Regions from separate parts of the Homo sapiens genome. Here region 1 is linked to region 2. Evidence: read pairs that join two places in POLR2A ChIA-PET (ENCODE). Cell type or tissue: Caco-2. All regions are shown on one strand. Each heading gives the region's core, and the rest is flanking DNA. Links, peaks and the distances in the headings are about the cores only. Region 1 overlaps LOC124907762 (a long non-coding RNA gene). Region 2 overlaps EPAS1 (endothelial PAS domain protein 1).

Region 1 (16,230 bases), core at 4,523-12,522, 64 kb after region 2:
TTTTTTTTTTTGAGAGAGAGTCTCACTCTGTCGCCCAGGCTGGAGTGCAGTGGCACGATCTCGGCTCACTGCAAGCTCCACCTCTTGGGTTCAACCATTCTCCTGCCTCGGCCTCCCGAGTAGCTGGGACTACAGGTGCCCAGCACCACGCTCAGCGAATTTTTTGTATTTTTAGTAGAGACGGGGTTCCACCGTGTTAGCCAGGATGGTGGAATGTGCTTTCTTAAACAGGATCCTATAATAAAGAAAAGAACATTAGGTAAAAACTAAGGAAATGTGAGTAAAATACGGGCTTTAGTTAATAATGATGTATCAATATTGGTTCATTAATTATAGGGAATGTACTATACTAAGATGTTAATCATAGAGAAAAACTGGGTGTGAGGCATATGGTAATTCTTTGTATGATTTTTGCAATTTTTCTGTAAATCTAAAACTATACTTAAATAAATGTTTTTTCAAACTATGCCAGATGAGAGCAAGGAAAACACAGGAGGGAATACAAAGCTAAGAAAAGGTAGATAAATGAGTAAATCTAAGTGAATATTGACTGTTAATAATTGTAGGGTTTAAAATAAATGTGGAATGAACGTATGTGAAAACAATGGCACAAAAGGTGAGAAGAAGTACATGGAGTTAAGTGGCTTTCAGTCTTTGCCTTGTCTAGAAAGTGGTCAATGTGGACGGGTGCGATGGCTCACGCCTGTAATCCCAGCACTTTGGGAGGCCGAGGCAGGCGGATCATGAGGTCAGGAGATCAAGACCATCCTGGACAACATGGTGAAAACCCGTCTTTACTAAAATACAAAAAATTAGCCAGGTGTGGTGTCACGCGCCTGTAATCTCAGCTACTCAGAAGGCCAAGGCAGGAGAATCCCTTGAACCAGGGAGTCAGAGATTGCAGTGAGCCAAGATCGCACCACTGCACTCCAGCCTGGCAACAGAGCAAGACTCCATCTCCAAAAAAAAAAAAAAGAAAAAGAAAGAAAGTGGTCAATGTAATTATTTATATTAGATGCTAATAAATCAAGGATGCATGTTGTAATTACTAGAGCGATCATTAGAACTGTAAAATAATGTAACAATGACAAGCTAATAGAGCGGGGAAATGAAATCTCAAAAAAAAAAAAAAAAAAAAAAAAACGTGATTATTCCAGAAAAAGGCAAGAAAGGAGAGAAAAAGAAACACAGGGAGGTTGGATAAGTACAAACCAAGTAAGATGCTAGCTTTCAATCTAAATATATCAGTCATTGACCAGGCGCTGTAGTTCGTGCCTCTAATCCCAGCACTTTGGGAGTCTGAGGCAAGAGGACTGCTTGAGCCCAAGAGTTTGAGACCAGTCTGGGCAACAAGGGAAACCCTATCTCTACAAAAAATTAAAAAATTAGCTGGGCATGGTGGTGCATGCCTGTAGCCCCAGCTACTCGGGAGACTGAAGTGGGAGGATAGCTTGAGACCCAGAGGTTGAGGCTGCAGTGAGCCATGATCATGCCACTGCACTCCAGCCTGGGTGACAGAGAACCGTGTCTCAAAAAAAACAAATATATCAGTAATTAAATAATATGAGTGGGGTTAAATATTAATAGTTCCATTAAATGACAAATATTACCAGACCAGGTTAAAAGATATATAAAGACTGCTTACAGGAAATATGCCTTATAAATAAGGATACAGACAGGAGACAGTGAAAAGACAAAAAGAAACCATGCAAACACAACTCCCTCCAAAAAAGCTGGTGTAGCATACTAATATCAAATAGGTAGACTTTGAGGAAGAAGCATTAACCAAAATAAAGAGTGACTTTTCATAATAATAAAAGGGTCAATACAATAGGGAGGTTTCATAATTCTGTATTTGTATGTACCTAATAAGCCTCAGGAATTAATACTACCACAAGGAAAACTAGAAAATCTATAATCATAACAGGAGATTTTAACACATCTCGCTCAGTAACTGATAGAACAAGCAGAAAAAAAAGTAAATGAGGATCAAGAAAATGAAAAGACAAGCAATAAAAGGGAGAAAATAGTTACAAATCATATATCTGCTAAGGGACTAATATCCAGAATGGATAAAGGACACTTACACCTCAACAACTGAAAGGAAAATAACTCTATTTAAGATTCCTCCAAATATTCCTCCAAAGAAGATATACAGATGGCCAATTAAATGTATCAAAAAGACACTCAATGTCATTACAGACATGCAAATTAAAACCACAATAAGATACCCCTTCACACATCACTATGCTGACTAAAATTTAAAAGATGGGCAATAAAAAGTGTTGCTAAAGATGTGGAGAAATAGAAACACTCATACATTGCTAGTAGAAATGTAAAATGGCATGCAAAGTCCTTTGGAGAACGGTCTGGCAGTTCCTCAAAGAGTTAAACAGAATTGCCATATGACCTGCAATTTCACTCCTAGATATATACTCAAGAGAACTGAAAACATATGTTCACATAAAAACTTATATACAAATATTTACAGCAGCACTATTCATAATAGCCCAAAAGTAGAAACAACCTAAACATCCATCAGCTGATAAATGAATAAACAAGATGAGGTGTAGACATACAATGGAATATTATTCAGCCATATAAAGTCATGGGAGTACTAATACATGCAACAATATGAATGAATCTCAAAACCATTATGATAAATGAAAGGTGCCAGACACAAAGGCCACATATTACATGATTCTACTCATGTGAAATGTCCAGAATTAGTAAATTCAAGGAGTAAATTAGTAAATTACTCCAATGTCCAGAATTACTCAATTTAATTAGTAAATTAGTGATTGCCAAGGGCTGAAGGGATAAATAAGGAGGGTTTCTCTTTGACGTGATGCAAATGTTCTAGAATTAGTAGTAATGGTTGCACAATTTTATTAAAATACTAATTGTACGCTTTCAAAGGGTGTATATGGCATGTGAATTACGTCTCTATTTTAAAATAAAGATATGAGGGACTGAAGTATACAATTTAAAAACAAGACCTAATTGACATATTCTGTGCCCAAATACAGAATAAACATTCTTTTAGATGCATATAGGGGAATTTACGAAAATTGGCCATGTGCTAGACTATAGTGCTAGTGCCAAGGAAGCCATAACACATTTCAAAGGTTTAAAATGACTCACCATATATTCCTTGACCACAATGAAATTAAACTAGAAATAAATGACCAAACATAGGTTTAAGAATCACCGAGTGTTGAATTTAAGCAATACACTTCTAAATAACCATGAATCAAAAAATACTACTTTGGAAATTAGGACATATTTTGAGTATTAATATAAATGGTGTACCAAAGCTTCTGGGATTCAGTTAAAGCCATGCTTAAAGGAAAATTTATAGCCTTAAATGGATGTATTAGAAAAGAAGAAAGGATGAAAACCAATGCTGTAAGTACTTACATCAAGCAGCTAGAAAGCAAACAGTAATTGAACATCACAGAAAAATAGAAATAAATGAGGAAAACTTAATAATTTATTAATAGAAAACAAGTACAAAATAGAGAAAAATCAACAAAGCCAAAGTTAGTTCTTTGAAAAAACTGATAAAATTGATAAACACCTACCAAGATTCATCAGGAAGAGACAGAATGGGCACAAATTACTAATATCAGGAATTAAAATTAAAGATTATAGAAGAATATTTGAAACAATTTTATGCCATTAAAAACTAGGTGAAATACACTAACTCCTTGAAAAAAATCAAACTGATCAAGACTGACACTAGAAAATAGAGAAAATATGAATAGTTCTACATTTACTTTGAAAAGTGAGTCCTTAAATAAAACATTCTAAGAAAACTTCAGTCCCAGATGGCATAACCACTAAATTCTCCCAAATGTGTGAGGAATATCATTCTGTCTCCAATACATTTAGAGAATAGAAAAAGAGGGAACACTTGGAACTCATTAGTGAGGCCAATATATCCTTGACATCAAAGCTTGGCAGACATACAACAATTTAAAAAAATTGCAGGCCAATCTCTCTCACAAGCCTCAATTCAAATATCTTCAAGAAACTATTATCAAATCAAATCCGGTGGTACATGAAAAGGACAATGCATTCCAAGTAATCTGGGTTTATTACAGAGATACATGTTTAGTTTAATAAAGAACAATTGGATCAATATAATTTATCATATTAACAGAATAAAGAAAAAACCTATCTCAATAGATGTAGAAAATACATTTGATAAAATTTGAAATGCATTATTTTATTAAAATAAATTCTTAGCACATAAGCACAGAGAATAACTTCCTGACTCTTATAAAGAATATTTATTTTAAAGCTTGTATAAAACATCATACTTAATGGTGAAATCTAAAAGCTTTCCCCTGAAAGAAACAAGACAAGGATGTCAACTATCATCACTTCTATTCAACATTAAATGAGATAGAAAAAAACAAAGTCAGTTTCTCCTATTCCCTACTTTCACAGTCACTCAACACAAAACTTTTGACACACCAACCAACCAATTTTCCAGCAGACACCAATTGGATGTCCTATAATTCAACACAATTCCGACACTACCTACCTGGAGATAGTATCAGATCCTACAGGTTGAGGGCTCAGTCCCACAGTATTGTCCCCGACTTCAGATGCTAGTCACAAGTAATAAGCTCTACCTATACTTCTGATGGACTGGAAATAAATCGGGGATTCCTGTAAACCCCTCGTTGGGCTCAATAATTTTCTGCAGCATCTCGCGGGACTCAGGGAAACACTTTACTTATGTTTACCCATTTATGATAAAGGATACTACAAAGGATATAGATGAACAACCAAATGAAGGACATACATAGGGCAAGGTATGGGAGAAGGAACGCAGAGCTTCCATGCCCTCTTCAGCAGTGCCACCCTCCAGAACCTCAGTGTGTTCAGCTATTCAGAAGCTCCCTGAATCCAGTCCTTTTGGGTTTTTATGAAGTATCCATATTACTTAGGCATGATTAAATCATTGGCCATTGGTGGTCAACTGAACCTTCAGCCCCAGAGGTTGGGGGGATTGGGCTGAAAGTCCTAACCCTCTAATCATGTCTTGGTCTTTCTGGCAACCAGTCCCCACCCTGAAGTTATCGAAGGGCTCTCCACCACCTGTCATCTTCTGAGCATACAGAAGACACTCGTCATCACTCTGGAGATGTCAAAGGTTTAGGAACTGTCAGGAAAAGGGGATGAAGACTAAATATATATTTCACAATATTACAAATATTGTACTAAAAAACCTAACCAATATAATAAAACAAAAAAAAGGTATGAAGATTAGAAAGCGAAAAAAATCCTATTATTATTTACAGTCTACATGACTGTATATACAGAAAATGCAACAGGATTTTCAGATAAATTATTATGGTTCATTGGTGAATTTAACAAGATTGTTGAATTCAAAGATAATATACAAAAATCAATTATCTCCAGCAACAAATAAATGAAAAGGTATATTTTAAAATGATTGCACATAAAATAAAAATGCGCATTTTTATTGTACTAATTCAATTAAAAATAAGAAAAAATCTGAAAGACATACAAGAATGTTAAATACAGAACTTTAGAAAATATGGAGAAAAATAAAATACCAAAATAAATCCCATGTTCACGGATTGGAAAAGTCAGTATGTCTAAGATGTCAGTTCTCCTCAAATTTGGCTATATATTAAGAACATTCCCAATCAGAATAGTAGTAGTTTATATGTATATGTATGTTCATAGTCAAAAATTTATTCTAAAATTTATGTGGGAATGCTAACAGCCAAAAGTATCCAAAACAATGTTGAAAAAGAACAAAGTTGGATAATAATGCTACTGGATATCAAAACTTATTTTATTGGCTGGGCCTGGTGGTGTGACCCTGTTGTCCCAGCTACTCTGTAGGCTGACGTGAGAGAACTGCTTGAGTCCAGGAGTTCAAGACTGTAGCGCACTATGGTACCTGTGAACAGCCCACTGCACTCCGGCCTGGGCAACATAGTGAGACCCAGTCTCTTCATTAATTAATAACAATAAATTTCAAAACATTATTTTAAAATGACAATAATTTTGACAGTGTGGTATTGTGTATGGATCGGTGAATAGATCAAATAGAAAAGAAAAAAACTATCATTGTTATCATTATTAAAAAACTATCACTAGCCCAGAAATTAACCTACTCATATGTGGACACACTGCATGACAAAGGTAACACCGCAAAGCAAAGAGGAAAGGTCAGTCTTTTCAATAAATGCACTAAGTCAATAAGATATTCATATGGGAAAAAATTATTCTTGGCTCCTACCTCACACTAAATATAAAATTTCCAGGTCAATTAGAGATCAAAATGAGAAAAATAAATTAGACTTCTAGAAGATAACATAAGAGAAAGCCTTCATGACCTCAGTAGGCAAGACTTATTGAATATGAAGAGATGATCCACAGAATGGGAGATAATATTTGAAATATTTACACCTAACAAAGGACTCATATCCAGGATATAGAAAGAACTTCTCAAATTAGTCCCAACAACAACAACAAAAAAGACAAGTGACCCAGTAGAAAAATGAACACAAGACTTAAATAGCTACTTCACAAAGTTTTTATGGCCGATAAAAGTAGTGCTTAAACTCTGGAGTCATTAGGAGAATGAAAATTAAAACCACAATCAGAAACCACTTACATACCCACTAGAATGGCTAAAGTTGAAAAAACATTGTCGTAAGTACCAAGTCCCAGAGAGGCCATGAAGCAACTGGAGCTCTCAGATATTACTGGTGGAGGTGAAAATTGGCACAACCACTGGGGGAAGCTGAACGTACGCATACTCTCTTACCCGGTTATTCTACTCCTGTGTATACCCAAGAGAAACGAGTGCATTTGACCTGCAAAACACAGGTTTAAGAACATACCTAGCAACATTATTTCCAATGGCTCCAGACTAAAAAGAACCCAACTGTCCATCACTAGAAAAGTGGACAAAAATCATGATCTACTCATAAAATGGAATATGCTATAGCAATGAACATGAACAAACTACTGCTACATGTAAGAACATGGATGAATTTCATATATGCTGTGTCAGAAACCAGAAACGATAGATTACAAATTGTGTAAATTTCATGTAACGGTACAGGCAAAACTAACCTAGACCATTAAAAGTCAAATATTAGTCATCTTTGGGCAAAAGGGTGGGTTGTGACAAAGACGGACAGAAGGAGGGCTTCTAGGATGCTGTAAATAGTCTAGTTCTAACCTAGAAGATTATATAGATACGTTTCACTTTGGGAAAATTCATCTAGCCAAATACTTACAATTTCTGCGGTTTTCTGTGTGAATTTTATACCTCTATAAAATTTTATCAATAGAAAAAAACTTTGATAAAATATTATTGATGAGTATGTAGTGAGACAGGCACCCTATATGTGTTAGAAGTATAAACTGTAAATATCTCTGAAAGGCAAATTGGTCATATCTACACAAATTGAAACGCTATATATATCCTTTCAACCAACAATTCTACCTAGGATATTTACAGTTATACTTCCACATATGCAGAAAGATACAAATAAAAGGATTTCCATCCTTTCATGGCCACATCATTTTTAAGCCTAAACATCTAAAGGCTTGTCTGAATAAATCACGGTGCATTTAAACAAGAAAATACCAGTGTTTAAAACAAACAAATGAATGTCAACCAAATCTGGCTCAAGTCCATGAAGTCACATTCTAGGTTTACATATGTTAGGACATCTCTGAAAGGGCACTTAAGGAGCTAGCAGGAGTGGTGGTCTCTCTGGCATGCACTAAGGGATGGAGCCTCAGGGTAGAAGGAGGATGATCCCCTGTACCCTTTGCAATTTGCACCATGTCAGAATATAAACTTGTTAATCAAAACAGAAACATAGCCCTAGCCTTACAGTGGAGTCCAGACGTGACAGCATATAAGATGCCAGAGGGCAGGGCTTCAGAGGCCATAGGGTCCAACTTTTCATCACAAAGGTGAAAAGACTGAGGTACCCATGATCTGCATTCCTTCAGAATGGAAAAACACATTACCTGGGAGGTAAACACACCCAGGCCCCACCACCCTCCCATCTAAGTGCAGATGAAGCTATCAGATAGCAGCTAAGGCCCCAGGAGATGTGCGCAGCAAAAGCAGGTTTTCTGGGAAGTCGGGGGTAGGGCTGCAGGTGACAGCAGTGGGGATAGGAGGCAACCACATAAGGTCCCGGTGGCACCCTGGGCAGACTGGAGGTGGGAGAAACAAGAGGCAACTACTGATAAAGTTCTCCTGCTTCAAAGTAGGCTCGGGATACAAGAGCTGGTTTCAAATCCAGTCGCTTCTCTTAAATGTCTACATCCATTCATTCACTCAATCAATTATTCATCCATCAATTTTGTGCACGAGTGATACATACTAGGATGTGGGCTGGGCGTGAAGAATATAATCAAAAACAGTCCTTGCAGAGCTCAGGAGTTACTACTATAGCACATACTGGCCCAGTGCAGATAAACTGTGGTGGTCTATTGAGATGACTATTGACAATCCCCTCTCTTCTTTTTAATGTTCTTTTGTAATTTAATGAAATGTGAATATAGCATGAAAGTGTACTTTCATCCTTTGTGCTCAACTGAAATATACCTTTTTAATCTTTTCTCAAAATTTATTGTGGTATAATTGAAATTCAATGAACTGCACACACTTAAAGTGTATGAATTAATCACTTTTGACATACATATACAGCTATAAAAGCATTACCACAATTAAGATAGAGAACATTTCCATCACCCCAGAATGTTTCCTCATGTCCTTGTGTAATTACTCCCTCCTTCCATCCTTATCCCCAGGCAACCGCTCTCCTCTAGAAACCCTTTTTGGAAATAAGGAAGACTTCTGACTGCTATCAGGCCAATCCCTGGAGGGCAGAGGTGAGGAAGGTAAAGAAGTATCAGGAAATGGGGATAAGTATGGAGATATCATAGGCCCAAGGCCTAAGGAGAACTGAAGGGCAAATAGCTTTAGCAACATATAGGCATTTAACCCTTGCAGCCAACGTAAGAGAAAGGTTCATTATCCTCCTTTTCATGAATGAGGAGACAGCCTCACAGAGGTTAAGGAGCTGGGTCAAGGTCACACAGGTAGCACGTGGCAAAACTGGAGTCCAAAGCTCACATTGCCCAGCTAAGTGCTTTCCCTCCGGGACTTGCTGAGGTCCCCACCTGCACCCCAGGGGTAGCCTGCCCAATGTGCACTGAGCCTAGCTGTGTCCAGTGGGATTCCCAGCACCTCTCCCCTCATCAAGAACACGGACTTCCCACCCACCCTCATACCCCAGCCCCATCTGATGCTGAGACCAAGGAGCCCCAGCCACGCAGGGAGACAGGCGCCTCCCCAGGGAACTCCCCAAGTTGCAACACTCCGGCACAGGACCCATGTTGGAACAGTTTAATGCCACCTAAAACCAAAACAACAGCAGGCACATGCATCCAACATTTACCTCCTGAAAAATTACCAAGTAATATGCAAATACTTTCTTCTTCCCCACACCTGCCTCATCATCACATGAAGATCAAGCAGGGGTTGGGTAAGTCAGGGTCAGGGCAGGGTTGAGGAAGAGGAAAGGGAGAGACCAGGTGGGGGTGACATGGCTTACAGAGATCCCTGGGAGATACTACTTAAAAAAGAAGTTTAAGTTACCAGTGGTTTTGCATCTGGGCAAAGTCATTTTGACACAACCACACCAAAATGGCTACATGTAAGCGGCTGAAATATTCCAGAGCCCTCTCTGAGCCTCAGCTTCCATAAGCAGTGTCGGGTAGAGGCTGCAAGAAGCATCTGGGAACGAAACATGTCACAGGCTTCAATTCCTCCAGAAGCTGAGAGACAGAGGCGGGGGACACATCCACTCGGTGGAACAGAAAACTGAAACGAAGAGACACGTCCTAAATTTTCAGTGACTGGCGTTAGAGTTACCAGACTTTCTGGGGTGGACACTTGATGGGTAAAATGATTCCTGACTCAGTTTCCTTCTCTGCGTAGTGGACACGATACCCCAGCTCCTAGGCTTTCAGGACTCGGTGGAACCAGGTGTGCCATTTGCCAGGCCTAGCACCAGCACAAGACCTTCAGCAGTAGCTCCCTCCTGCCCCACTGCCACTCCTGCCCACACCCCTGATATCCGGGCCATCAGACTGAGAGGTGCTCTCTGGATGCTGTGGGAAGTTAGCAGCAGCCTCACAATGCCCCTCCTGGGTCCATCTCCTTTATCCTGTGTATGGATTGGTTACAGTCATGGGGACAGGGTGGCCACTTGTTCTGCATTTGGATTCCTTGTTACTCTTTTCATCATTTGAATTGGGAAGCAAGGGGCTGTGGTTACAGAAGGACATCCCAACAGGATGCACTGTTGGTGTGTCTCCTGCCCTTACCCCCAACACCTTTCTGCACTCTCCCTTCCTCCCCCAGCTGGGCAAGAGCATTAAGGTGTGATCTGACTCACTAAGCTGCCTTCTCCCAAACAAAAGAGAGCCAGAGCTTTTCCCCAGCCCACTGGCAACGGTATGGCTCCTCTACCATCAACAAACCTAATCAAGAACTGACCATCAGGAGTTCGAGACCAGCTTGGCCAACCTGGTGAAACCTTGTCTCTACTAAAAACACAAAAAATTAGCTAGGTGTGGTGGCAGACACCTGTAATCCCAGCTACTCTGCAGGCTGAGGCAGGAGAATCGCTTGAACCCGGGAGGTGGAAGTTGCAGTGAGCCGAGATCGCGTCACTATACTCCAGCCTGGGCAACAAGCACAAAGCTCTGTCAGGAAGGAAGGAAGGGAGGGAGGGAAAAGAATTGACCATATACACATGAGCCTTGTGCAAGCGAGGAGGCTTCCAGCAAAGGAAGAGAGTGAGGGTGGGTGAGGCTTCAGGAAGGAGGCAAGTCTTAGGTAAGTCTTGGAAATGGAGGGCCAAAGGTTGATGGAAGCAAGAAGGCATTCTGACAAGTCCTACAGATGACATTTCATTCACCAGCTCTTTTGGTGTAACAAACGTCTATTGGGCACCTACCAGGTGCCAAGCACTGTGGGCCATGGGGATGTGAGAATGAACAGAACACGGTCCTTGCCCTCCAGAGGTTCGCCGGAAAAAGCACTGTGACTAACACATGTTGTGGCAAAGCAACAGTAGTCACCAGCACCAAAGGGGAGGCACCAAACAGTGCCTGGGGAGGCCAGGTGGGCATCAGTGGGAGGGCAGTGCCTACGAGGGGCTTGAGACATAGCGTAGCAGTCAGGCGCAGGTTCTAGCACTGGCTGCATGGGTTTGCACCCAGGCTCTGCCAGTTACTAATTCTATGAGCTTGGTCAACTTACCAACCTCTCTGTGCCTCAGTTTCCTCATTTATAAATGGTACCCACTTCAAGAGGTTGTTGAAAAGATTATATGAATACATGTAAATCACAGTTAGTACAGTGTCTGGCTACTGGGTCTGTAAATGTATTTAAGATTGTCTTTCATGCAATTTACCTAACAAATGTGCACATGTACCCTACACCTAAAAGTCAAAAGAATTTAAATTTAAATTTAAAAAAGATTATTGTCTTGATGGCAAAGCAGGCATCTAGCAGGTAAAGAAGGATACAGGAAAGGTGTAAAGCAGAAAGCAGGAACAGCACGAACAAAGGCAAGGAGACGGAAGCGTGGGCCGTGGTTTGGCATGGCTGCTACAGGGGAGTGTGTGGTGAGAATTAAGCCAGAAGGGTGAGCAAAGCCCAGGTCTCGCCAGGCTGCGCACACCTTGGAGGTTGTGGACTTGATTCTGGAGTTGATAGCGAGCTCCTCCGCCTTTTTGTAATGATCGGATTGGGCCGTTGTATTAGGATTGTATCAGATTTGGGGACTGCATCATGCAGCTGGCTCAGGAGCTAGGAACTCACTACTACAGAAAAGAGAGAAAGAGGCCCTAAACTAACACAGGGCCGCAGGAATGCAGAGGCAGCAAGGACTGCGGCCTAGAGATGACTAGATATGGGCACGGGCAGGACACAGGGTGGCCTGGGTGAACCACTGAGCCACAAACCAGGACCGGGGAGACTGCAGCATGAGCAGGTTTGGGGCTGGAGAAGAGAGACAATAAAATAATAGGTGCTAGGCCAAGATCTAGGAACTTTATATGAATTATTTCATTTAAATCCCACATGGGGGGACCTTTGAGAAGGGCACAGCTATTATCCATATCTATAGATGAGAAAACTGAAGCGTAGTGTGATTGAAAACCCTGTAAGAATCAGAGCTGTGATGTGGTTTTCAGAGCCTGCATCCTCATTTCTGGGCCCCACGCTGACTTGGAGACACCTGAGGGCAGAGGCTGGGCATCTGGGGCTGGGCAGAGGCTGGGCATCTGGGGCTAGGCAGAGAGGCCTGGGCTGGAAGCTCTCTGTCGAGCCACAGGAGAGATAAGACTGAGATTGGCAGGGAGTGTGAGAGAGTGAGGAAGAAGGCAAGGCCGGACCACGAAGAAAGGGGCTGTCACAGAGGGTGATGGGTAGGCAGAAGTCCAGCCAGCCAGGAACCCATCCCAACCCCGGGATCCAGCAGGAGCCTTCCTCAGCCCTCTCCCCAGCCCACAGGGAAGGAGTCCAGCCCTAAAACTTGGCCTTTTGCCTACCTGCCCTGCCCACAGAGCACACACAGGCGGCCTGGCCCTCCTCCCGCGCCTAGAGCTGGTTGCACAACCACCTGAGCTGGTGAGGCAAGGATAGCGTTCCCTTCCTCCCCAAGAGGAGTCCAGAGGCAAGGGTTAAAAGGATTAGGCTCAGCTTTGGGAAACAAAACCAACTCTAAGTGGAAAAACACCAGCCCTCGCTGGGCTATTGTGAGGCGCAGTCATGGTTCCCAGTCCATATGTGGACAGGGCCTAGGATCTGTTGACAAAAGTGACTCAGGCGTTTACCTCAGGCCCAACGCCCGCTGGCCCAGGTCCCGTCTGGGTGTGTCATTGGCTCAAGTGAGGTCCCATGAATACACACACACACACACACACACACACACACACACACACACACACTCTGGAGCCAACTCTCTGAGTTACCCAATCCCAGCCAATTCACCTGAAGCACCTGGCATTTCTTTCATCACCCAACAGGTCATTGTGCTGAGCTGTCAGTGCAGAGGAGGCTTAGCTGGCTCCATCATTCACATCACAAGCTTCATAAATTCCTGAGGAGAGTGCCAAAGGCCGAGATTGCTGCAGCACTTTCACTGGGGGAAGAGGAGAGGCTAAGCAGGCAGGTGGTCAGGGAGAGCCAACAGAGGGAGAAATTCCAGCCTCCGCTTACTCCCCCTCTGTCACTTGGTTCCACCACATGTAGCGGCAGTGTCTGGCCCCAGTGTGCTGAGAGAAAAAAGAGAAAACACACACAGAGAAGTGGGGATCACAGAACATGGAATGTGTGTCCTCAAGGGCCCTTCCAGACCTTTAATTAGTGTGGCTCTCTCATTTACAGATGAAGAAACCATTTGTCAGACATTCAGCGGGTGAAGGACAAACAAGAGACAGAATCCAGGGCCTTCAACGTCCTCTCAGTGCTCTTGCCCCTACATCACACAGACTCCAGACAAGCAGGACTGGAAGAGGCTAAGATGACCACGAGCCTGACCCCACACCTGCTACTGGAGAGACCCACAGCCTCCTCATCTGGGCTCTTCTGGCCACATGGCACAGCCTGGTGGGGTAGGTTTTACTCATTGTGGCATCTCTGGTACCTGGGGCACAGTAGGTTCTCAGAAAATGTTGCATGAGTTAATCTAATGGAATACCAGTTTATCCCATATGGAAGTATGCTAGCCGCTTTTTTGGAAGCCACGAGAAATTTAAAGCAGACTTTAAAAAAAAAAATCATGTATCACTTCGCTTCAGCCTGACAAGATTTTTTCTGGCTGGACAAGAATTCTTGACAAACCTGCATTTAGGCAGGTAAGTTCCCCTTGTGGCATACCTGAATTGCTCTCTCTCTCTCCCGCAAGCAGGTGCCCAGGAAGCAGGAGATGGAGGTAGGTGAGACAAGGCTTTCCCAGCTAGCCGTGGTGGTGGGAACACCATGATCAGCTTCCCCACGACATACCCAGCAAACAGGAATCTTAATGAAACTACCAGAGCTGCCCGAGGCACATGCCCTGCTCCTCTCATCTTTGGCACAGCTGAGCATGTGTTGGCCAATAGCCTATGCTGTACCCAGAACGGGTGCCCAGGATCAAGTGGAACCTTCCTGGTCAGCTGGGAAGACAAATGCTGAGAACGTTTCTTTACCAAACATTCCTGAGTACCTCTTCAGGGCCAGCCCTGATCCAGGCCCTGAGGATACAGATGTGAAGGTATATAGGCCTGCTTCTGCTCTCATGGGGCTCAGAACCCTTCTTACTGTTCCAGAAACACAAGGGCAGCTGTGTTGATGTAGCCACGCTGGCCCCATTAGATGAAGTTGGACAGAGGGATGGATGAATGAATGCACGTGGTGAAGAGGGGAGGTTCAGGGCCTTGCTGAAAAAGATGAATATTAAAAAGCAAGTTAAGAGATAACAATGCTTGAGAATCATCAGAGCAAACACTCGCTGAGCCTTTCCAGTGTGCCAGGCCCTGTGTGGAGTCCTTATATGTCTTTATTCACTTAATCCCTTACCTATGCTGAGGCCATTAACTGTTATCATCCCCATAAGAAAACTGAGCCCAGAGAGGTTGCTAAACTCACAGAAGTCACACAGCTGGGAAGTGGCAAGTGAGAACTGGAACCAGGCACCAGGGCCCTGGTGCTCAAATGACCAGCTGGCATGCTTCATAGCTCCCTTCAGAGGCTTCTAGCCGTGTTAAAGCTTTGAACTGAATGAATCAGGTGGGATCATACATGAGTTGACAAAAGGGTGGTAACACCAAGGGACCTCAGAGGGTGACGCTGCTTTGGCATTTCTTAGCAAATTTACCATGATCAGAGTCTGGCCTTAACTGACCAGGAAGAGGACTCCGTCATTCATGCAGAGATGAAAATACTTATTAGTAATCAACTGATGCTGATCCAATGCAGAAGAGAGCTATAAAATCCCATCTAAATGCATTCATTTACATTGGGTGAGGTATATGAGTAATAGTGACCAGAATGCTCACTGCTGTCAGGGGTCACCAACCCAGGAATGGGGCATGGCCACTGTGAGACAGGAGTGAAATCAGCACACAGGAAGCAGAGAGCACAGGAAAAACAGGTCTCTTGCTGAGGCAGTCTGCCCCAAAGGTATAGCACACCTCTCTGGTCATGGCCCACTAGACCTTTTGCTGGGCAGTGGGGAACCATCTAAGAACCAGACCAACCTAGGCCCTGCCTCACTGAGTGTATGGTCCTAAGAGAGAAGCCAGACACTAAACATGTCATTACGGGCGGGTGACAGTTACCCAAAGACACACTGAGGATGCTCTTGCAAAAGAAAACTGTATGACCCACATTCCCCAGAATCGAGTCTCCTCTTGCCTGGGTAGACCTGGGTAGACCTACAGGGAGCTCACCATCAGATTTGTTCCTCTGATCCCCACTTTCTTATATCCCATGATATAAGACAGATGACACACTCCTGGCTCTTAATGGACCTAAATGACCTCTCCTGTCTCAACCTGGGACATCCAAGTGAGCTCAGTTCTTTCCCTGTTTTTGTTCCAGGAGGACAAATTCATTATTTTGGGCCAATTCCAGCTCTGCTGAACCTGCGTCTGCTACTGGAGAGACCCCAGAGCACACTTCCCAACCTCCTTCTCAGGGCTCTCAGGCTGCACAGCTCTGCCTATGTCCTTGTTCCCCTCATTGCCAAGTTTCAGGGGAAACTGTCAGCCCCACATATCACCAGCTGCCAGTGTCTATCACAGAGAACTGCAAAGACACAGAGTGATCCAGCTTGTTGGAACCAGAGGGATGCTGGGAAATGATGTTGCTATACTGTGTAGACAGATGATTACACATGAGCACCCTGGACAACCCAGGAATGTCCTGGAAGCACCTGCTTCACACCCAGCCCTGGTAGACCAAGAAATCACACATTTGGGCAGCTAATTTCTCTAAGTTATTTTCTCTGCCAAGCACAGAAATGAACAGACCAAAAAGGGCAGGAACAAACAGAGCCAAGAGTTTATATGCTCCTGATTTAAGACACAAAAATAAGAGAAATAGTCCCACTGTGCAAATAACAAATAGACCAACCCTTACTCCCC
Region 2 (16,230 bases), core at 6,918-14,917:
GAAGTTGCAGTGAGCCGAGATCACACCACTGCACTCTGGGTGACAGAGCAAGACTCCATCTCAAAACAAGCAAACAGACAAACAAAACACACACACACATCCTTCTTAAAGACAAAAACACCTCTGGCTGTCTGCATAGCTTCTGCCTGCCTCTGTGGAATATTACACATTTTAAATTCCCCAACTATTGCCTCACAGCCAAGAAGTTCACTTATAGGCATTGAGATGAATCATTCACAGAATGACTTAAATCCAACTAAGAATGTGTAACTGCTGAACATTCTGATTGAGGTTCCAGACCGTTTGTGATGCCACATGTTTGTTGTAACAGGCAGAATCATCAGTAATACTTTGTTTCTCTTTTCTTGAAACTTTCCCTCCAAGTTTCCATCTTAATGCTTTAAATCATGACAGAATCAAACAAGCTCTGTGCCCTCTGCCCCTGACCCCCGTGATGGCATGAGCTTCACCAAGCACCCCCATTCCCACAGAGATCTGGGATAAAAGGCTTTACAGAATCCAGAATCCAGCTCCGTTTCTGAGCTGTTATCGCTTCATAGCACAGGCTGTCTTTTTCTCTTCCTACACGTAGAGCTAGGCACACATAGATGGGTAGTGCACTGTCCCTGAACTGAGGCTCTCTCAAGTCCAGGCTACCTTCTGCCCAGCACCTACTTAGTGTAGCTTATCTTTTAAAATAAGCCATCCTGCAAAGAGCAGGGTTCCCAGTGGCCTTGAGGTTTGTCAGAAGTTCTCTAGAATTGGCAACTTAGCTGTGACCTCAGAAGTCTTGGCTCTGGCAAAGCAAGGTCTTTGCGCTAAAACAGGCTCAGTGCCCATGGAGATAATCACCTCTTGTAATATCCACACAATCATCTCATTGTCAAAGCACAAGGAATGCAAAAATAGAAGAAATGCCACAATAGGGTTGCCCCATGGTTCAGCTAAACCAGGATTCTGCTTCCGGCTGAGGGCACCTTGGGACACCTTAGGAGGGATGGTCCCAAGCATTGTTCTGGAGTTCAGCCCCTGTTGGCAAGACCTGTCCTCCTACAACCATAGCCTCACGGGGCCTGATTTTGCCCCATCTTTTTGGGACTCCTTTACCACCTCCTTGTCCTGGCTAACTCTCCTTTGTCCTTAAATTCACAACTGGGGAAACCCTTGAGGAGTCTTTTTTTTTTTCCTCCCCATTTTGGGTTATGTCATCTTTCTTGCTCCCAGAGCACTTGCTCCTGACTTCTGTAGCAATGGCCTCAACACTATTGAGTGTGTAGTATTTCTTAGGCATGGTTCTCTGCATACATGTATATATTATTTATTCCTCACAGAGGCTCTGTAAGGCAGGCACTCATAGACGCTGAGGTTTAGAGAAACTTAAGTAACTTGCCCCAGGTCATAGAGTAAGTGTCCAAGTCCTCAAGCCCGGGCAGTCCTGCTGCATCTGCATGGCACATGCGCTTGGCCTGGTCTGCTCAGTGTGTCTCCCTGACTGGGCTGTCAGTTCCTGGAGGGTAGGGATCTGTCTTCCCTTCTCTATCCCCAGTGCCTGGCATGTAGTAGACACTCAGTAACTGTCAAATAAATGAAAGCCCTGGCTCATCAAACAAAGACCAGATGTGATTTAAATTCCAAGGAGCCATACTTTTTACAAAAATGCTAAAATGCCAAGAAGTACTTTTTCATTAAAACAAAACAAAACTGTTTTAGCTATGTAAGGGTGGCCTTTTAGAACTCTGACTGCTTTAGATCTTTCCTCTAGGTGGCATAGAGTTGTGGGGTTTGGCAGACCACCATGGGAAAAGAACAGATGCATTTGTCAGAATCTCTGTGGCCATCAGACGTCACTCCAATGAAGCCAAAGCTCCGAGGTTTAAAAATAATTAAGGGAAATAACTAAGCGGAGAGACAGAAAAGACCACTTCTTAGTTGATTCTGGAAAAATGAACCTTTTCTTTCTACCAACCGGCACCGAAATTCAGAGTATCCTGGACACAGCTGAGAGACTACTCAGGGAGAGCCACTGCAGTCACACCCCACCTCCACTTAGGTCTCCCTACACTCACTCTAATCTTCTAAATCGTTTAATCAGACACGGCGCTGCCTCTGAGGCTTCAGGACTTTCAGGCTGTTTTTTTTTCCCCGGGCTTAAAGTCTTTCTCTGCTGCTGACTCACATGTTAATTATTGCTTTGCATAAAGTAGAATTAGCAGTGCTCCTGCACTCACCTGCCTGCGTGTTATACAACTGTTTTATCTGCTGGACAGAACTGAGTGTGCAGGCCGGCCTGCCATGGTGTCACCAGCGGCCCTGTCTTCAGCTGCCAGGGCAATGAGCATCGCACAGAAACCAACCATTGCTTTAGAGGCTCTGGGGAAGAGGCTGTGGGGTGTGCTCTGCTTGTCCCAGGAAAAAGAGGGTTAAGTGCCAAGTTTTGACCAAAATCTTATAAGAATGGTCCAGGAGTTTCAGTTCCCTGTCACCTGTCAGTGTTAATGGACAGAACTGGTGTTTCACAGAAAAAAAAAAAAAAATACGTGTGTGTGTGTGTGTGTGTGTGTGTGTGTGTGTGTGTGTGTATCAACTTGTTTTCTCTTTGGCTGCTGGGCTGGATAATGAAGTAAAGATGACATTATCTCTAATAAAAGTGATTTGCAGAAATCACTGACGGGACCTCAGTAGCAGAGATTCGCCATTAGCAGGCTAGCCAGATAAGAGGGGCAGCTGGGTTCTGTTAACCCCCTCCTCGTCTGATGTGTGTCTTGCAGGGAAGTCAAAGGCGGAGGAGTAGAGTAGAGTGGACTTTTTGAAGTTTGGGCTAATGGACAGTGTTTTTTCCAAAGTGTGGGCTGTTCTTTAGCCCCACTTGCTGATCTTTAGGGATGTCATTAGGTTTTCATTTTTGTTTTGTTTCTTAGGATTTTTGTGTTAGTGGCTTTTTCCCCCTGGGGCTTGGCCCATTTTCTCACCTCTATGTTATATCACCAGAAGGGTGGAACCCTGGCCAAGCCCTGGCATCCTCTGCCAGAAATCTGAGTCCAAGCAGGGCACCTACACATGTGAGGTGAGGGCTCTGGGCCACGGGTGTTGGGCAACAGATTGTTCTGTAGTGTCGAGGAGGTGGGATCTGAGGCAGAAACCTCCCTGGCCTCTTAAGGATGGGACGGGTCAGGAGGGGAGGGGTCTGCCCTTGTCCGGACTTGTTCACCTGTGTCAGTGAGAGCTGACTAGCAGCTGGCTCACGAAACACACCCATGATGTGGACAGCGGGCACAGCCAGCTACTTCTGTGTGAAAACATCCTTAGTATACAGGGATTTGTTTCCTGGGGACAGTGAGGAGTCATGGGGTGTTAAGCAACCTAGTGATGAATATAGCCACCATCACTCGCCTTTATTAATCCACTTTCTACTGGAAGCACTAAAGCATTGGAACTCTGCAATACCCCCACAGCTGGGGGACCGTGACTGATTTAATCTTCATGCCAGCTCACCATACCATAACTGAAAGGGCTGTATGACACTATTATTGTTGGAGTAAGGTACTTTGATACATGAGAGGTTTGACATTTTGCCTGTGCCCTCAGAGAACCTTAAAACTAGGACTAACAAGGTGACGGTGCCTTGCAGTCAAGTAGCACAGATTGTCTAAGTGTTCCAGGCAGGAGTGAGGAGGAGACACCAGTGTAGGCTCGGTAAGATGCTCAGAAAAGCCTCTGTGGAGGTGGCAGGCCTATGTTGGCTCTCAAACTTTAGGGTTTAGAAGGTCAGAAAGGAAGAAGCACTTCAGGTGGAACAAATCAACTGGGGACATGGCTGGGCAGCAGAAAGGGGTGCGGAGTTTGGGGGTGGCAGGGCATAGTGTGGTCTGGCTGGAGTAAGCGTGGAGCTACAGGATCGTAGGAGCTAAGTTTGGAAAGGGCTGGGAGACCTCAAGGAGCACGTCCAGCTTGGACTTCATCATGAGGATGGTGGGGAGCAATTTTCATTTTAAAATGGGGGAGCGACAAGCTGAAAATGGTTTTGGGGAAAGAGTGGTGGGCTGGCGAGCTGTTCCTTGCCCCAAGATCTGACTCAAATTTTATTCTTGGTCAGTGGTAAAGAAAGTGAGGGGCAAGGGAAACAAACAGAAGATGGGGACTAAGGTCTGTGGAAATAAATAAAACACCACCAGAGCCAGAGGAGGCGTGTGCCCTGGGTGAAGTTTGTTTTTCATCCCATGGGTAACATTTATGAGTTACTGTTCAGCAAGAATGCCTTGCGGAGGTCTCTGTGGACTGAGCTGAGGCTCCAGCCTGTGGCAGCCCAGGAATTGCTGCCATATTTAGAGCTTCCAACAGAGGGTTTCATTTTCCTTGGCTTTGGTGCCAAGAAAAGAGGGGTTCTCACACTTGCTGTCCAGCAGGGCCAAAGCATGACCAGCAGGAGGAGCATGGAGGTTGGGTTCTGGCACTGCCCACCACCTGGCACCTCAGCCACTAATCAGACAACAGGCTAGGCAATTATCCGGGCATCTGACTTTAGCTACCTGTCCTTTTGTTTAAAGCCCTTTCGTGTGCTTGGCACCTTATGGATACTCAACAAGGTCTGTTTAATGAATGCGTTCTCCCCACCCAGATTCTCAATGCCTTGCTCCCTGTTCTCTAGCCTGTCTCCCGACCACTGGCACCTCTGCCCATTCCCAGTGTGTCTTTGTCATCCCTCTGCCATCCTGATTGCCTCCCTGTATCCTGCTCTTCTTTCAAAGCCAACCTCCAGCAGAGTTCTCCCTGTCTTCTCCAGCCTTGCAGGCTTTCTCCTCCCAAACTCCTACAGCCCTGACTGTTCAGCCCATTCTTCAGGACTTGGCTCTTCACCTCTCTGCAAGCTCCCTGAGGTCAGGCATAGTTGTTCCACATTTCATTCTACTGCTCACAGCCCCATCGTAGGAAGAGAGAATCATTAATATATATTGAATGAGCAGAGGGAATAAGCCATTGCTGGGGGAAAAATACAGTTTTATTTCCCAAATTGCTCAATGTTATTTGAGAGCATGATAATAAATTTGGAAAAGACTTTTAGCATTTCCTGTGGCTTTTGATGACTTCTTTACAAAGGAATGGAAATGTGCGCAGACATCTCACTTCTCATCAGAGCAAGAGAGGGCAGAATTGGGGGAAAGCAAGTGTTCGCGCTGTGGCATGAATCAGATCCCACAATACTAGACATGTGACCATGTGAACAGGCCTCAGATCAGGATTCTTTATAAAGGAAGCCCAGGACAGATTCTCTACCAGCTCTCTCCTCTTTCACTTTTCCTCTTTCTTTGCTTTCCTTTTTTTAATAGGGAGGGGAGAAGGGGTTATGAGGATGGGGGTAGGAGAGTGAGGGATCCCGTGCTTTCTCCCCCTTCTCTTGCTGTTTTGAAATACTTTAAATTCCAGGAACCAGAAGTTCTGGCAACATGTTGGGATTAGTAAGGCAGATCCTAGGATATTTCACTATTAGCATGTGATCAAGCATCAGTCCTGATTAAAAGTCTAAACAAATGTTTTCTTTGAAATTAAAGTGTCTGAAATAAAGAAGAGAGAACTGACCCTTAAAATCATATTCTGTACTTGAAAAGAGTTCTGACAACTGTCTGTCCCGGTTATGTGCACCCCCGCCCCCCACCCGCCTTTTTCCATCCAGAATGTTTGACGACACTGCCAGGGGAATTTCTGCCCCCTCCTTCCTGTATATACCCAGTGCTGGCCTCTGAGGCAGTCCAGCTCTGTTTTCTCATGACACAGTGATTATTTTTGGCATTGCAGATATTTTTTCTAATGTTATTACCCAGCCCCCTTCTTGGTTGCCTTTTGTGGAGCAATCTTTTGGGTAACTCCCTGTAAATTTGAGGGTTAATTTTAGTTCGGTGTGGTAGAGGAGGCAGTGGGAGAGAGGAGGAACGACTTCTACTCCGAAGCGCCCCACCCCCACCTTAAGAGGAGCCGGAGAGGTCCTCTCACGCCCTGCTCATGAAAGAGCTTGCTTTCACCAGCTCTGTGCTCACCATTCATCCTTTCTGCCGGCGGGCTTGAGGATATGGATATCCAGAGGTGACGCTGGGGGCTGCACCTCGGGGATGGCATCTTAATGACTTGACTTGGCGGGTGTTAGAACAGCCCCATTCAGAGTGAGTTCACTCCCTGCGCAGTTGGCTCACTCGGCCTCTGTCCATAGAGTTCTCTTGTTCACGCTGCAGGAGGAAATGGAGATTTCCAAGTGGGAAGGAGCCTTCCCGATGCTTTAACTCTTCACTGAAGGGAAGAGGAGCTGCAGAGAGCGAAATAAAATCTAAGCCGCCCCAGCTGCAGCGCCTGGGAGAGGAGCAAGGCTGGGCTGGGGATGGAGGCCAAGGCAGCTGGGATCACTTTTTCTTTCCTCCTTGAGAGGGAAAGGAAAAGAGCAAAGGGCATTTTTGATTGTCTTTCACAATCAGCAAATATTTACCCAGTTTGTCTGCCCTAGCCCAGGTTCCACTGAAGGATACACGAAAGTGGAAGATGTTGTGTCTGTGCCCTTCCCCTGGTACTTACAGCACAGTTATAGGAGTAGAACGTTTGCATAGAAAAGCCACCAAGACAGGGAGGCCTTTAATAAGGGCCTATGAGTAGTGTGGGCAGGAAGTACCCTGGAGAATGTTGCTAAGGGGCCAGGGACACTGCTGGAAGAAGTAGGGCTTGGGCTGGTCCTAAGGGGTGGGTTTTGAAGAAATAGGAAGGAATAAAATGATACAGGTAGGGAAGACTTGAAGGAGGAGAGGGACATTAATGTAGGGCTTAGTAAAATCCCATAAAGAAAGCTACAAAGAGAACAGGATTCTTCCTGGCCAGAGAGAAGATTGGACTTGTTGGACTTTACGTGCCTCAGATTAGGATGGCAGCAGGCAGCACTAACCCTGCCAGATGGCATCTTCAGTCTCAAGATCGCACGTGTTCCTGGGTCTCTTTCTACTCAAAGTGTGAGGTCACAGACTAGTAGAATCAGCATCCTCTGAGGGTTGTTAGGAAGGCAGAATCCCAGGCTTCAGCCCAGATCCTACTGAGCCTGCACTGTAACAAGATCCCTGGGTGATTCCTGGCCACAGCAAAGGTTGGGAAGTGCTGCTCTGGGTGACTCCACAGGCAGCTGTCAGCAGCACTAGTTCAGACCCCAGATTTGATTCACAGAGGTGACAAAACACCAACAGACACACACACCTTGAGTGTCCGCAGGGTGACTCTTCCCAGATGGAAACCGTCTATTCTAATTAAGAGCCGGGTTAGAATTCTTAGGAAAGATCTAGAACAGTGAGCAGCTTTGAGGAATCCACAGAACTGAAGTCATTGACGTGGTTTTTATCCGATGTCTCCAGTTTGTACCACTTTGTACTACTGATGCTTTAGAGGACACCAAAAGAACAGGTGTGGGGTTCTTTCCCTGAAGAGTATGTGGTCTAGTTAGGGAGACAGAAGCCACAGAAGTGAAATCAAGGAGAGCAACACAGGGCCAAATCGTGCGTGTGTAACCTCTGAAATGGGACTTGGAGGAGAAGTCAGTGCAGGTGAGGCTTTCCTAGGGAAACGGATGCATGGGAGATCTTGAAATATGAGCCTAATTCAGACAGGCCTGGGAGATGGAGAGAGTATATTCCAGGCAGGGAGTGGGAGGGGCAGCAGCAGTAGCTAAGTCCCCCCTAGAGACTGAAGTGGGGCGGGAAACTGCTCCCCACTTGCCCCACGGAGTTTGCTTCATGCCGAGGAATCCGTTTTACATCTCAGGCCTTTTCTTCTTGATTCAACCGCCGTGCAATTTCTTTGTCAATTTTCTTAGCTGAAGGCAGTGTTGTAGGAACAGGATGGCAGCACAGGCAGAAGGGTTTGAGCCAAACCACAGATGGTGTTGTTGGAAGCTTGTGAGATCCAAAGGAAGAAGGCTGCTGATGGGTAGAAGCCCTAAGGAAAAAAATCTAAATCAGATCTGGTAACAGCCTGGGTGTGGGGAAATACCTTCAAGCCCAGAGAGGTGGCACCAAAGAAAACAGTCTGGTGAGAAGGAAACAACCTGTGGCAGCTGTAGACTCCGCAAGCAAAGCACAAACCTTTTTTTTTTCTTTTTCTTTTAAAGACAGACTTCTCCAAGCTGAGAACTATCCCAAGGGGGCTGGTGTGCCAGCTGAGGGGCTGGCCTCAGGCAAAATGGTGGCCAGCGTGTCTCACTTTGCTGCTTCCCAGACCAAGTGTATGTTTCAAAAAGCTCATCAGATTTAGTATCCTAGAAGGCTTCACCCTCAAGATGCCCAGCTCAGCTAAATCTTTTGAACCTGAGGGACTTGCTTATTGGCCTTGTAGGGAAGGTCACCCAATTACAATCAAGAATATGGGATTTAGGGTCAAATGATCCAGGTTTGAGTGCTGGCTCCATCACTGGGTGATGGCTGGGCATGCCACTAACATCCTTGGGGTCTGTCTCCTTATGTGTAAAATGGGAGTGATACACCTGCTCTGCAAGATTGATTCAGGATTAAACAGAAGCAATATGCTGAGAGTTCTTTACTAACTGGAAAGAGTCACATGTGGTTGTTTCCTAGTTATATAGTCAGTATCTCAGCTTGCGGAGGTTAATTAGTCTCTTAGCTGAAGGCTGCATGGTGTCAGGGGTCGGGCAGTGGCAGACATCAGAGGCCACAGAGAGCAATGGAGAGCCACGCAAATGCCTCCTGCACCCGCTGGCTTTCTCCCTGCTTTTTCATGAGTGAAGACAGCACCGAGTCTTCTCTATACATCCCTGCAGTGGATAAGATGAGGGGTGGGAAAGATGGAAAGAACACTTTATTTTTACAGTGGGGGAAGAGGTCCTGCTCATCAGCAAGGGTGGCCCTCTTCTCAGAACTGGATTAGAGTCAAAGGAAGCCACCAGTTTTAGCACAGCTGGTCTTCTCTTCAGATGCTTTGACCTGCGTATGCATGAGGAAGAGAAGCAGCCTAGAGAGAGCTGGCCATGGGAAAAGGAGGCTGAGCCTGGTTCCAAGGCTGAGACTGTTGCATGTTCTGTCTTCCTTCCCTCTGATACTGCCCTCTGAAGCACCGTGACCCATGCTTTGTGCTCAGTAATGCTGGCTGTGGTCCTGAGGATGCCAGTGTAGCCAAATCTGCCAACTCAGCTTTCATGGGGTGGGGGTGGGGTCACTGTGAGGTGGCTACGGGGAGCTGGCAGCAAGCTGGATACATATCTTTTATTGTAAGAAGTAAGCAATACCTGATGCCAAGGTAGTTGTCATGGCATTATTTATAACAGCTAAAAATTAGAAACCATAACGAAAAGCAATAAGGGAATAGTAAAATGCATTGTGGTTCAGCCACATGATGTGATATTGCTGGCTATTATGAATATTTTGAAAGAATTCTTAATGGGATATCCTGTTAAGTAAAAAGAGCAAAGTATTAATTTATAAATCCAATGAGATCTCAGCTCGTTTTCTTCATACCTTTTTGTATTTTTGAAGTTGCTTATACTAAATATGCATTACCCTTATCTTCACCACGGCATTTTTAAAAAGGAAATTATGTGTTGGGAAAAGCTAGGTTATATGATGGACAGATAATGAAGGTCTGTTTCTAATCGTGCCACATGGCCAGTGCTGCTTGTCAGCAGGCGCTCTGTTCACAGGGCCTTGAAAAAGCCAGAACTCGGGGCTTTTGTTCCAGTTCCACATACTCCCATTACCTTTCTAAACCTCAGTTTTTCCTTATCTCTAAAATGGGAATGATGGTAGCTGCTCTTCCTAGCCTACTGTGTGAAATTTACAAATTTAGTTACAGATTTCCAGATTCACTCACGAGTGTTTTAGACTGTAGTGTGTGATCCAAATGTAAAGTGGTATTATTCACTAATATGTAGAATAAAGAATGCCCCACTGTCTTAGCCCATTTGGGCAGCTACAACAAGATACCGTAAACTGAGTGGCTTATAAACAACAGAGTTTCATTTCTCATGGTTCTGGATGCTGGGAAGTCCAGTGTCCAGGTGCCAGCAGATTCAGTGTCTGGTAAGGGCCCACTTTCTGGTTCATAGCTGTGTCTCCACATGGTGGAAGGGGTGAGAGGGTTCCCCTGGGCCTCCTTTGCGAGTGCACTAATCCCATTCATGAGGACTTCACTGTCATGAGTTAATCACCTCCCAACGGTTCCACCTTCAGATACCATCACATTGGGAGTGGGGATTTCAACATAAGTATTTTGAGGGGACGTAAACATTCAGACCTTGGCACCCACTAAGGCTTGGGCTTGATGAAGCTAAGCACAGGGACAGTTCATTATGATTATTCCTGTGTACACACAGCTTTTCCCAGCTGGGCTGGGGAGTCCACGTGTCCTCCGGTTACGTAAGGAGCTGGGTTATCTGGAGCCCCAGATGGGCTGCTTAGTAATCGAATCTGCTGCTCTTTTCTACAAGGCTGCCTGGGGCTGAGAAGGCCAGAAGATAAGTATCTCCAGTCAACCCAAGCAGAATTGACCATTAGAGGGCCATGCTGGGTGAGCCCCAGACATTACTGTCAGCGCTGAATGCAGTCCAGGCCCTCTGCTCCAGGGACACAGACCGTTAGAGTAGGTCAGAGAGCTGGAGGCTCAGCCCCAGCGGAGCGGAGGTTGGGAGGCTGAGGTATGAGATGCTTTCCAGGATTCCTCTTTCAGGGAAGTGGCAAGTGAAAGCATTTGTCCCTGTTTTAACCACTCCAGTCTCATGTCTTCTCTCTTCTTTGTCCCCTCTTGTAGACTTTTGATATACTAGTGTGGATTATTAGTCTTATCTCCCAGATGGGCTGTGGTCTCTTTCAGGATAGAGACCATGCCCCTCAGGAGAGGTGTGTGTATTAAAGCATATTAATGCCTTTTTTCTCTTGTCAAAGTCTGTCTGATCTGGCCAGCTCCTCCTGAATTTGCTAATTTAATATTTTCCATTCTGAATTTGTAACTTTTTGTTGTTTTGCTTTGAGATGGGTTCTCACTCTGTCACCTGAGCTGGAGTGCAGTGGTGCATGGCTCACTGCAGCCTCGAGCTCCCAGGTCAAGGGATCCTCCTGCCTCAGCCTCTTGAGTAGCTGGGACCACCGGTGTGTGCCACCGTGCCCAGCTAATTTCTAACTTTTTTAGAGATGGGGTCTTGCTGTGTTGCCCAGCTGGTCTCAAACTCCTGGGCTCAAGCAATCCTCCTGCCTCAGTCTCCCAAAGTGCTGTGATTATAGGCATGAGTCACTGTGCCTGGCCTATTTTCTGTTTTCACTATCTAACATTGATACCTTTCCTCCCTTTGTGATAGATTCCCCTACTGATCCCTGCAGCCTTTGGACATCAGAATGTACCTAGAACACTGACCACTGGAACACTGCCTTCATCTCAAACATTTTTGTCACTCCTTTGGAATGGCCCTCACAGCCAAGACCATTCTTTTCAATACCTTCAATTGTGGCAAAGTCTTATCTTTTGAGGGCACATTTTATCCTATCAAACAACCACAATCCATCCACAGCTAAGTCTGGTGACTAACGGGGTGGGTAAACTGGATAATATTGTTTGGGGTTTGAAATGAGGTGTGTCCTTTGAAGAGTTGTGACTGATTTTCTTATGTGGCTCTGAAGTTAATTCTAAAAGACTTCCCAAAAGACAGAGCGATGGCCACCTACCAGCATAAAGTTATAGGCTTCTCCCAAGGTGGCTTCTTTGAAGGGTAGCCACCTTCTGTGTGGCATCTATTTCACATGTCTCATTATTTTCATCTCCCTCTTCCTATTAGCCATAGCATCTGGTACAGTGGTGATCACACCAACTCCTAGATAAATGACTGTTTGGCTTATGATGGTGACTTCAAATTTGCTGGACACAGTGAATATGGACACAGTGCATGGTAGAGGGAAAGAGTGTGGTTAGGTTTTGGAAGTGGACCTGGGCGTCAGTCTTCCATAGACACATGATCACAGGCCTGGAAATCTATGTTTTCATAAGTCCTCCAGGTGATTCTGATGCAAGCTAAAATTGAGACCCACGGCTCTGCAAAACTGGGGCCAATAACACTGCATCATTTAAGTGAGGATCAAATGAGACCATTTATTAAATGCATCTGGCCCCAGTGCTCAATAAATATGTTTCCTTTTCATCCTACTCTTTGAGAAAGGTGACATAGCTGTTTGCATCTCCAAAAACATTTAAGTCCAACCCCATCTGCCTCCCCCCACCACACACACACCCACCCATCCATCCTTCCTTTAAAAACTGGCTGCTTTGGAACCGTGGTCCTCAGCCCTGGCTACACGTGGGGAGCTTTTAAAACTCCCATTGCCCAGCCTGCACCTGAGACCTATTAAATCTGAATCTCTGGGGATAGAGCCCAGGCATCTGTTTTTTAAGGTTCCTCTGGTGACTCCAGTGAGCAGCAAAACTGAGAACCACCGACTTTGGTTCTGCCCCAGTTAAGTATGGGGACCAGTGACTCTTTCTCATCTCTGGAACCTGGAGCTGGGTGTGTTTCTCCTATCAGGCAGCCCCTGTACAGCAGCCACAAGCCTCATAGAAGTGTCACTAGACCTCTCCCAATTGCATTTGACCTTTATTTCCTCCATTCTCAGCTTCTTGCAAATTGGCTCCAGCTTGGAATTTCACCACCAACCAATAGACTGATCCCAGCTGGCTTAATTAGCCTCAGTCATCTCTTTACCTGCTGAAATCCATTCTGTTTCTAAGCCATTTAACCTTATAGGGTAATAGGCATATTGTTTTGATACCTGAATGGCCACAGGCATTAGGCATGTGAGTCCTAATCACTCTAAAAGTCTAGCTAATTAGGCAGCCAACCCCTCTGTGTTACTGGTGACAGACATCTTGGGGCCTCACTCCAGGCTGTGTTCATATGGAAGTCAGGAACCAAGATCATCTTGACCAAGAGCAGATCATCCTTAGATTCATGACCTAAGTAGCGATCCCTAAGCCATGCTCGGAGCAATGACCTAAAAGTTAAGATGTTTTTAAGATAACGAAGCTCTGGGCAAAGAGGTTTTTCCTGGATGAACTGTAGCATATCTCTGCTGACAATTTTTGGACATTTCAGTTTTGTTTTATCTTTTGACTGGCTGCCTGGTGCTTAAGTGGTTGTTAACTTTAGCTGGGATCAAACGTTTCAGAATGTGAGTTTCCACCTCGGGGAGAGTAACTATAAATTTGTGCATATGAAAATGTCCAGGGGGAAAAAAAACAAACCCAAAACAAACCCAAAACAAAAAGAAACACCTTTTTCTCCACCTGCGGCATAGATAGATACTGTGGCAGGGTTGGACCTGCTGCTTTTATGGAACACTGCAGAGCCACATCTGATAACATTCCCCCACCCTCCCAGCACTACTGTGACCGGCACCTGTGTCTGCTAAGGCCCACAGCACTTAGTCCCTTCTTCCCCCGCCGACCCCATCTGAACTCTGATGCTGGTTCTTAGTCCTACTCTTAACATTCCAGGTGTTCTCCTAAGGTGAATGGGTGCACACTTAAAGACATGAGGCTCCCCTCATGAAATTTTTGTCACTGTATTTAAAAAAGTATTAGCCCTTCTTCCCAAAGTATGTGTGAGCATCCAGGTTGTGGGAAAGTATCAACACAGCACAGGGAACATCAAAGTTGTACAGTAAATGATAGTCTCCTTGCTGCCAATGGAAAAACTTTTGATCTTGGACCCAGAAGAACTAGGTTTGAGACAATGTTTTTAGCAAATTATTTAATCTCTCTAAATCTCCACATCCTCATCTATTAAATGGAGATGATAGTTTCTATCTCTCAGGGTTGTGAGAATCAAATGAGATAACACATGTTAAGAAGAAGTGCTTTCTGTAAAGGCATTATTATTTGTCCTTTTAGGTTCAGCTGAAATCCCACCTCCCTGACTTTTGAACCAAGAGGCTGCCTAAGATTCTCAATCTTCCTTTTTCTGGAAGCTAAGGTGTTGCTGTTTCTTTATTTCTTGCCAAAGCCACTATCTCCTACAGTTAAGCAGTGAAAAGAGTATTCGCCTAGGAAGAGCAGGGTTCTAGCCCTAGCTCTGCCACTGATTAGCTGGGTTGCTCTAGGCAAGTAACTTACCTGCTCAAGTGTCTGTTTCCAGATCTGTGAAAGGGGAACAGTGACAGTACCTGTCTTGCCTACCTCACTTGGTTGCAAGGATGGAATTAGATAGGGATCCCCTGTGTGTTTCCGGACTTCTAAGTGTCTGCTCACTGACTATAAACCCTTAAATGGCTTATGTAGGCATTGGCTTTGTGACATTGGGCAAATGACATATTATTTCTGAGCGTCAGTTTCCACATCTCTAAACTGTGTAAACAATACCTACTTTATTTTGTTGTTAGGAAGAGTATAATGAACTAATATATGAAAGGTTTTTGATAGAGCACCAGGCACAAAAAGCACAGCAAGACTCATATATCAGATGCCATTGTCAGAGCATTGACTCCAGATTGCCTTTTCCCTACCTGGCTTTTCCTCTCTGCCTCTTCTTCGAGGAAGGGGCCAATGGCAGAGGGAAGCTTTGTGCATGCAGATATTGGCGTTAATGCCATAGCCTGTGCTGGGATTGCTTTTGCTTCAGGATGGCTTCCCTTGGCCCCTGATGACGAGGTTATGTGTTGATGATGCTTTTGTTGGAGAGCACAAGGGTTAGTAATGAAATCCAGCATCTTTCACCTGACCCTCCTGATCCAAAGGCATGATGTGTGCGGTTTCAGCATCCTGCCCTCTTCCCATCTTCCTTTCCTGTGCCAGAATACTTGCAATTCTTTAACTTTTTCTCCACAATCAGGTCAGGATTAAAATGCACGTGGGAGGGACTAATATAAAAACTGCCACTAAAGGTCTAATCAGGGCAAGTCCTGAGAAGGTGGGGAAAGGGGGGTGCAGGGGTAGGTGTCCTGAAGGTTGGAAGTCAGGGAGAGAGGGAAACAGGGATTAGATAAAGGAAGCAGAGAAGGGAGACATGACGAGAAAAATAGTTTCACTCATTTCACAATTTTTCTGAAGGTTCTTCTTGACCATCAACAGCTGTTGGACGATTCATCCTTTAATCCGAGTATATGATGCTTAATCCATCCACGGAGCTGGATAGTCTGTCTTTTTAAATGAAGTATGTTGTAAAATCAAAACAGTGCTTCTGCCCCAAATCTTGAGGGATTTGAGAGGCATGCTCACATTCCATGAATCCCAAAATACAGATTTTCTGTCCAAATAGCAGGCTGCAAAGCCAAACAAAAGGAGAAGCAGCCTCTGGGATCTCAGATGGCAGGACAGAACGAGCCAGCTAGAGCTGATTGGATTGAGGCCTTGAAACCTATGAACTTCGCTGGATGCTTTTTTATTTTATCTTATTTATATTTTTATAGAGACAGGGTCTCACTATATTGCCCGGGCTGGTCTTGAACTCCTGGGCCCAGGTGATTCTCCCATCTGGGACTACAGGTCCAAATACTACCATGCCTGGCTTAGATGCTTTTTAAAAAAATAAAAAACATACTTGTTTCTTCATTAAATACGCAATATAGGTTATTTATAGAAACACAAGAAAATACAGATAAGCATTACAAAGCAAAACAAAAACCAAAAAAACTCCCTTTAACCTCACTACCATGCAACTGCTAACATTTTTGAGTAGAAGGAGACAGGACAGTCATTGGTGGTTAAGTGCCATGATTCTGGGGCCCACCTTCCCAGTGCAAAGCCCGACTTCCCCATTTACCTGCTGGAGGCCACAGGTAAATTACTTGGCCTCTATGGGGCAGTTTCCTCATATGTAAATTAGGTATAATAATAATAATAATAATGCCTACTTCCAAGGGCAGTTGTGTGAGTTTAAATAAGCCAAGGTAGTACTGCTTAAAACAGTCCTTGTAAGCACTATGTCTGTGATACCTATAATAATAGTTATTATGCATCTAGCCTTTCTCCTATATAATTTATAGGAAGTATTATGTATAATACATTTCTGTGAAAATAGAATTGTCCTGTACTGTTTTGTAACTTTTTAACTCTTATGATTGTCTTTTCATGGCCATCTTTTTAATTAGTATTAGCTAACATTGATTGCTTACAGTTGGAACAGGCTTAGTGCTAAAGATTTTACATAAATTATCACATTTAGTCCTCACAGTTAACTCTGTAGGGTAAGCACTATTGTTACCATTTTACAGATGAGGAGACTGAGGC

The links. Peaks named below come from ENCODE experiments on the same cell type or tissue, not always from the same donor. Only the 100,000 strongest peaks of a DNase experiment are listed, where the experiment ranks them.
Region 1: POLR2A ChIA-PET joins it to region 2 with 10 read pairs; 4 of 35 experiments call an interaction of 5 or more read pairs at or near these places.

What each region holds. Positions count from the first base shown.
Region 1 is chr2:46,396,316-46,412,545 of GRCh38, forward strand. It overlaps LOC124907762 (a long non-coding RNA gene), which reads right to left. Exons shown (of 2, transcript XR_007086306.1): 1 at 13,094-16,230; 2 at 9,419-9,910. Among named protein-coding and RNA genes, the nearest start is that of LINC01820, 10 kb to the left of the region's middle. RefSeq lists an enhancer at 12,551-13,125. In Caco-2, for the core only: no CTCF peak of the experiment used is centred there; a DNase peak (open chromatin) is centred at 8,104.
Region 2 is chr2:46,329,755-46,345,984 of GRCh38, forward strand. The region is part of intron 1 of EPAS1 (endothelial PAS domain protein 1); the gene reads left to right. Among named protein-coding and RNA genes, the nearest start is that of EPAS1, 40 kb to the left of the region's middle. In Caco-2, for the core only: no CTCF peak of the experiment used is centred there; a DNase peak (open chromatin) is centred at 10,487.